2 separate regions of the Mus musculus genome follow, and region 1 is linked to region 2. A link is a contact called in ENCODE Hi-C data. All regions are on one chromosome and are shown on one strand. Each heading gives the region's core, a stretch centred on a gene start or an enhancer-like site at or near the end of the contact. The rest is flanking DNA. Distances are from core to core; before and after follow the strand shown.

Region 1 (3,638 bases), core at 55-2,554, 210 kb after region 2:
TCTAGGAGCACAGGCTGGCACCTGAGGCCCCTGGCTTGAGGCCTCCCCAGCATGGGCAGATTAGGACATGTCCTGCAGAGAAACTAGGGCAGAGAATTGTAACCCCGAAGCGCACAGGCCTAGGCAGCCTCACATCTGCTACCATTAAGTGTAAGAACTTCAGTGCTCTTTGACAGGCCCACCATGGCCCACCAGGAGCCCCTTGAAGGGAGGTGTGGAAGTTGCTGGAAGCCCTGAGCGTGCTTGGAGCTTCGGCAGGAGGAAGGCTCTGCTGGAAAGAGCCTGTTTGACACACTTTCTCTGACCAGACCATCTCAGGCCTCAGCACAGGGCAGAGCCTTGTTTCCATTTGGGTTCCTCTTCTCTGCCAGACATCCACTGGTCCTACCCTCTGACTCCCATAGGCCTTTGTCTGCCAAGGGCGTCACAAAATGGCCGACATAGCTGACTGGCTGTGTCGGCCATTTTGTAGCTGAATCCAGCCTTGAGGAGAAGGAGACCCCTGCTTCCTGCCTGCCCTGAGTGGCCTGGCCAGAGCCCAGGACCTGCCCCCACAATGTTTGGCTTCGGCCATGGCTGCCCTGGGCTTGGCACAGCCAGCTTTTGGCAAGGCAGCCTGGGAGCCCTGGCCCCTTACCCAGCTCACTTATGCCTTGCTACCCTGCGAGGCTTTATCACCAAGCAGACAGGGAGAGAGAGTGGCCGGACATCACAATCCGGAAAGCCGGCCACTTACACTGTACTTTTAGAGAGGATGTCTTTGGCACGGGCGGGGTCAGCACTGATGGGCCTAGAAATAATGTCTGTATTGTGGCACTGGGTTTCTGAGTGGAGCCGTCAACAAGCACAGATTTGAGTTAGGTCCTCCTGGAGAGGAAAGCCTCGGTCCTCCAAATGCCCCTCATACCCTTGACCTGCCCAAGGACCTTGGGCCTCCCTGGCTGAGCATGGCATAGAATGCCAGGGTTTTACAGTGTCCAGCCAGTCTCCTGGCCGGGGTAGCCTGTGATATCAAGAAGCAGTCCAGGTGCTTGCTAGACGAGGCTGCTTAACTCCCAGACCCACAGGGCCAATGGACCAGACCACCAAGGCTCTGACTACCCCAACACAGTCCCCCACCCCCCACCTCCCTACTCGCTATGTAGTGGCTGCCTGGTTCAGCATCTCGGCTCAGCAGGGATCCACTGTAAGCCCCCTAAGAGCTTCCTGTGCCTGTTCACAAGCTCACAGTCTTCCTCTGCCTTCCCAGAGATCAGAAGCAGCGCGCGTCCCAGAGCGCTACCATAATGATGCCGTCCAGGTCCACAGTACAACCGGCTGCCTTGGTCATTGCCGTAATGACAGTACATTCCAACTTCTCAAGGTAGGACAATCCAGGGCATGCTCTGGGAGGCCAGGAGTGACTGGAAGGCTCTGCTACCCCTGTGTTGGGGGGGGGGTGGAGGGCCCTTAAAAAATGAGGAGATAGCTCCAAGTAAAAATCTTCTTGGGCAGCAGGGGGGGGGGGTTACTCGATGCTATGTAACTGTTCTTCTGCCTGGTCCTGCTATCTCTCCACCAGGGTAGCAAGAAGCCATGTAGAGAGACAAGCTGTCTCATTTAGGAAGTTGGCCCTAAGCTTCTTCCCCTACAGCTTCCAGGCAGAAAACTCTGTCACCCTGAAGTGGTACTTGTTCAGGCCGTGCCCTCCTTCCAGAGACCCAGCAGAACGTTCACAATTTACCGGCCCAGATCAATGCCTTCCCACTGCAGGGCTAGGACAGAGCCTCCTGGGATCCTGGGATATAAGCTTCCTAGAACAGGAAACGGCTCCCAAGGAAGGGCAAGGCCCATGGGGGAGTTGATGAGGGGGGGTGGTTTGTCAGAGAGCAGACAGAGTCCCCATGATGTCACGTCTATAGTCAATTCCCACTCACCCTCCTATGACCCAGATGAGGCTTTGACTGAGAATATCTACAGATGAACACATAGCTTCGTGCTCAGAGCTGGTGACCTGTAGCCTAAATGTCTAGCTCCGAGCTGAGTCCAGGGACCAGGGTCCCTGCACAGTGGCCTTTCCCTACTGTACTCCAGGCCTTCTGTGCTTTGCCCTAGGCATAAGCCAGCAACTTCCTCATGGCTTCTGATCCTGTCCGTATCAGACAGCTATCTCGCTAGCTCTCCAGAGAAGGTCCATGGCCAACTGACTTTGCCTCAGACCCTGTTTCTAGATGGGGAGAGCTAGGCTCAGCTACATGGGCCTCCTCAGCCAGCTGAGACCTTGAATCTTCCTTTTTTTTTTTCTCTCCTGAGTTTTGCTATGGACCCTAGATTGAGGGGTAGGCAAGCCACCAGAGCACTGCAGACCCTGAGCTAAACAGAGCCGAGTGCAGATCGGATCCAGCATGGGACCATCATGAGGTGTGTAAGGCTACAAGAGCCAGGTGGAAGGCATATCAATGCCAGCTCTGGGTGTGACCCTGCGTAACTGGTCCGTGCTTGGAAGAGGGCACCCAAGCCTGTCCAGCACTCTGCCACACACCTGCCAGAGCGTTCCAGTCTGAAGCCAGGGGAGACTCCGCAAAGCCCAGGTCATCTTCACTCAGATGTGATCTTTGTAGTGTCTAGGGGGCTTTTGCATTAACCATTTCTCTAAACCTCGCACAAAGTTACTTGTCTTGATGAATGAGATTCTTGTTCACCCCCTAACATGCCTGTCCTAGCTAGATCCAAGATGGTGCCCACTGGGCATGGCCTGCCCCCTGGCATGTCGACCCATGCCTACCCAGTGAGCGTGCATCTTTTTAACTTTATGGGCCTTGTTCACAAGGAGATCCGCCTTCTGCCCAGCCGGATGCCAACCCCCTCCCGCCGTTCCCAGACTCGCTGTTGGCACGGCCTACTGAGCAGAGACACTGGCCGCTTTATGGGAGAAACCTAATCAGGGAAGCCAAGAGAGGGGGGGTTACTGTGGGGGGGGGTCTGGCTCTTGGTGGCCCCAAGCCAAGCCTGAGGTGACTTCAGGGTGACACTGTCTGTCTGCCTCTCTCCCTCCAGACATCCGCCCAGCCCTGAAAGGGCCACCTGCCTGCCTAGGCCTTTGGCACACCTGTCCTGGCCAGCCTGGCTCCTCCCCCAGGCAGACACTGCAGGACTGGGACAGGACTGAGAGGTGGCGGCTGGCAGATGGCAGGGCGTCTGCTGACTGCTCACTCCCTGCCCGCCCCGCCACTGGCCCTCCTCCAGCCTGTCCCCACTGGGTCCCTGCAGTCTCTTTCAGGACCCCTTCCTTGTTACCCCTTGAGAAAGGAGTCATTTCTGTGGGTCCCAAGCCCCAGGCCCGAGGCCAGGCTGTTTCACAGGTGGGCTTGACACATCGGAACGCTTCCCAAATATGGAACTGGGCCTTTTCCTTCTCCTTCACAAATGGCTCTAGAGATGACCAGAGATCCAGTAAGGGTGACCCTCCCTGAAGTCTTGTGGAACCAGCGTAAGTCCCCCACAGGTAGAGTAGAGCTGCCCTGGAACTGAAGAGACCATGATAGCCATGCCTGCCACCAGAGTGTGGAGAGGCACTGTGAGAGGAATCGGCCTAAGACAGGCACCTGTGGGTCAGCCTCACCAGAGCAGAGCCAGCACCCCCCTGCCCCCCCCCCCCC
Region 2 (3,641 bases), core at 33-2,532:
GTAGTGTCCGTCTTTCCGAGGCTGCCTGACTTCACTGATGTGATCTCCTCCTAGTTACCTGTAAATGGCATCATCCCGTTCCTCTTGGAGACTCAGTAAATCTCCATTGTGTGTAGGCCCCGTATTTCCTTCTCCATCCATTTGCTTGCTTGGTTGCTGTTGGGAGACAGGGGTCTCTTACAGTCCAAGCTAGACTTGAACTCCCTCTATAGCTAAGGATGCCTTTGAGCTCCTTGATCCTCTGGCTTCTGCCTCCCCAGTGTTAGGAATGTAGTCTCGTGCCACCATGCCTGGCTTTCTGTATATCTGTTGCTGGGAACCTGATTCCACAGCTTGCCTATTGGAAATAGGTCATTTCTTCTGGCCTTTGACCAAGGTGAGTCCTTTCCCACAGCTGACCCCTGGTTCTCTTCACCAAAGTGGAGTAGAGCTGGCCTCCACTCCACCTGCCAAACTTGGCAGGCTTGGAGCCCACGTCTGCCTTTGTGCAATGTGCTTCTGATCCCTGTCTTTGCTCACTTTTGGTCATAGGAGGCCACTTGTATGTAGTCTTCAGCCATGACTACAAGCCCTTTCTCACCTTTCTCACCAGCTGTGCCTCTTCTTGGTCCCCTCGTAGCCTCAAACACTTGTCTCAAGCTCTCCGAGCTTCAGTGTCTCTATCTGACAAAGACGCTGTCACTGATTCCCAGAGCACACATCTATGTTAGAGCAGACTATATGGGTGGATCACCCACCCTGTGTAGGTCCATTTCCCATCTTGGTAGTTCAGGCTATAAGCTCAGAAAACTTGGTCCAGACTTTTAGGGGAGTCACATTCAAGCTAAACCCTCACCTACTGTCTGCCGTGGAATAGAGACCAGGCTCCAGCATACATGGAATTCAATGTCAATTCCAATTCCTTCTCCAGCCCTCCAGAAGCCTGGGCAAGCCTGAGGCTGCCTGCCTTGGAGTTGGTCCCAGGCTGAGGGAGGGAATGGGTGAGGTAGACAGGATTCAGGGTGCCTCCTTCTGTCCTTCGCACCCCAATAGAATCCCTTTCCAATCAGGAGGCGTTCCCATGGCAACCCTGCTGGGCCTCTCTGCCCGCACAGCTCCTTCTGTGTCTGTAGAAAAAGGAAGAAGCTATTGCTGGCCTTGCCACCGTCGGTCCCACCTCACCTCGCCTGGCTTTCCAAGGTGTGAATGTCTCTTCTCCCCTTAGAATACAAGAACACGTCTGAACAGGGACATCCCCCAAGCCAGCACCAAGACACAGAGACACCCATCCCCCAAAGCTACCCACTCACTCCCTGAGACTGGTCCCCGCCTGCCCCAGCAGGACAGATTGCCTTGGCAAGGCGATTCAGATTATAATTAGCACTCATTAGCACCTCAGCAATCTGCGAGACAAGTCACCTGTCGCCAAGTCCCCTTCTTGGGAGCTGAAATAATTCTTGCCAGTGATTCCCCTGGGTTCAAAACATCAGAGGGAGCCGAGCCTCTGTAGACAGCAATCCAGGCAGTGCCCTTTGTGAGCATCCTCCGCCCTTCCTGCCTGCACTCTGGAAAGTTCTGTTGGTAAGAACAACAGGAGGTGGAGAGGTTAAAGTGGTGCCTTACTCAGAGGCTGCCTGGGGACACACCATGGCCACCACCGCACACCAGCAACCCCAGCGCAAGTCCTATGAGCAAAGGAAAGCGGGGGCTCACTCTCTGCTGGAGGATATCCGCCATCAGGCAAGGCAAGGATGTTCTAAACTGCTCTAAGTACCTGCCTTGGCCGGTTCTGAACAAGGGCCAGGAACCTGTGTGAGGTTCCCATCTGTACTGGCTGATTTTGTGTGTCATCTTGACACAAGCTGGAGTTATCACAGAGAAAGGAGCCTCCCTGGAGGATATGCTTCCATGAGATCCAGCTGTAAGGCATTTTCTCAATTAGTGATCAAGTAGAGGGACCAGCCCATTGTGGGTGGTGCCATCCCTGGGCTGGTAGTCTTGGGTTCTATAAGAAAGCAAACTGAGCAAGCCAGGGGAAGCAAGCCAGTAAGTAATATCTCTTCATGGCCTCTGCATCAGCTCCTGATCTGCTTGAGTTCCTCCAGTCCTGACTTCCTTTGGTGATCAAGAGCAATGTGGAACGTGTAAGCTGAATAAACCCTTTCCTCCCCAACTAGCTTCTTGGCCATGATGTTTGTGCAGGATTAGAAACCCTGACTAAGACACCAGCAGAGGAAAACCATCCTCTGGGAACTCATAGCCTATGAGAGAAGCACTGTGGTCCCTTGCAGACTGGACCCCACTCCAGAACTTCTAGGGAAAGAATTGTGAAGGCCAAGGGCTGGGGAACCTGGCCAGTGGTCCCAAAGCAGGAAGAAACAGCAGGCATAGCCCCCAAACAGACCATCTATCCCTCACTACAGGGAGAGAGGTGCTGTCTCTCAACAACTGACTCCCTCCTCCTTCATGTCATCTTCTGGGTGACAACTGAAGTCACTTCAGAAACAAAGATGCTTGAATCTCCAATGCTGGGGTTGTTAGGCCCAACGAGAACATTTTCCAGATGAGAAACAGTTACATGAATGTCACCCAGTGGTCTCAAACTCCCTTAGCCTGTTATCCTGGCATGTGGCCTCTGCCTAGGATCAAGATCACAGGAGAGCAGTTCTGGGTCTCTTCTGGCACTCTGGGTCCAGAAAACCCTACTGGCTCCATATATAGTGAGACATCTAGAGATATGATAAGACAGTTGCAAAAAGAGACCCTGAAGAGGAGTGGGAGAAGGAGGAGGAGGAGGAAGGAGGTAAGAGGAGGAGGAAGAGGAGGAGGGAGAGGGAAGGAAGAGGGAAGAGGAGGAGGAAGAGGAGGGGGAGGAAGAAGAGGAGGAAGAGGAGGAGGAAGATGGGAGGAGAGGAGAGGGGTATGAGGAGGAGGGGGAGGGAAGAAAGGCCTTGAGCTCTAAGCTTCCATGGGTGGCAGTTGCTGCTGTGAGCAGGAAGAGGGGCTGCCTTGAAAGGAAGGCAGGCCAGCAGTCTTTACATCAGTTACCAGATGCAATCTGGGCTGGTGGTACCTGTTTAGTAGTGACAGCTCAGCTCTTGGGGCTCTGGGAACAGACAAAAAGGCTTGCCTGACTTGAACTTAGCTGCTTATGGTGACCCCCAGTCTTAAGAAAAAGTGGAGGAGGAGGAGGAGGAGGAGGAGGAGGAGGAGGAGGAGGAGGAATAGAAGAAGGAGGAAGAAGGGGAAGAGGAGGAGGAAAAAGAAGAGGAGGAAAAGGAGAAGGAAGAAGAAGAAGAAGAAGAAGAAGAAGAAGAAGAAGAAGAAGAAGAAGAAGAGGAGGAGGAGGAGGAGGAGGAGGAGGAGGAGGAGGAGGAGGAGGAGGAGGAGGAGGAGGAGGAGGAGGAGGAGGAGGAGGAGGAGGAGGAGGAGGAGGAGGAGGAGGAGGGAGGGGGAGGGGGAGGAGGAGGAGGAGAAGGAGAAGGAGGAGAAGGAGGAGGAGGAGGAGAAAGAATCCAGAGCTAAAAGACTGAGCCCTCAAGTTCATGTACTTGGGATCTACCCACAGGAGGGCCAGCCACCCTGTCCAGCTCCCATACTCTCCTTGCCCCTAAGCTCTGCCAGCTTATCCCTGGGCATCATCTATCATCCATCATTGCTCT

Evidence for each region. Hi-C counts contacts between places; a loop is a spot of excess contacts on that map.
Region 1: a map of regulatory T cell shows a loop between it and region 2 (2.0-fold over the local background). The contact joins two enhancer-like sites. A Hi-C loop is called at or near these places in 2 of 37 maps with a recorded cell type or tissue (gastrocnemius and regulatory T cell).

What each region holds. Positions count from the first base shown.
Region 1 is chr15:85,699,658-85,703,295 of GRCm38, forward strand. No RefSeq gene overlaps it. Among named protein-coding and RNA genes, the nearest start is that of Lncppara, 2.3 kb to the right of the region's middle. Within about 2 kb of position 1,305, at least 2 of the 3 ENCODE cell types and tissues checked have a DNase peak (open chromatin) inside an H3K27ac peak, as active enhancers do.
Region 2 is chr15:85,493,212-85,496,852 of GRCm38, forward strand. It overlaps 7530416G11Rik (RIKEN cDNA 7530416G11 gene), which reads right to left. Exons shown (of 5, transcript NM_001256072.1): 3 at 1,399-1,554; 4 at 836-1,106; 5 at 1-156. The coding sequence starts at 1,521. The coding sequence ends at 71. Among named protein-coding and RNA genes, the nearest start is that of 7530416G11Rik, 8.2 kb to the right of the region's middle. Within about 2 kb of position 1,283, at least 1 of the 3 ENCODE cell types and tissues checked has a DNase peak (open chromatin) inside an H3K27ac peak, as active enhancers do.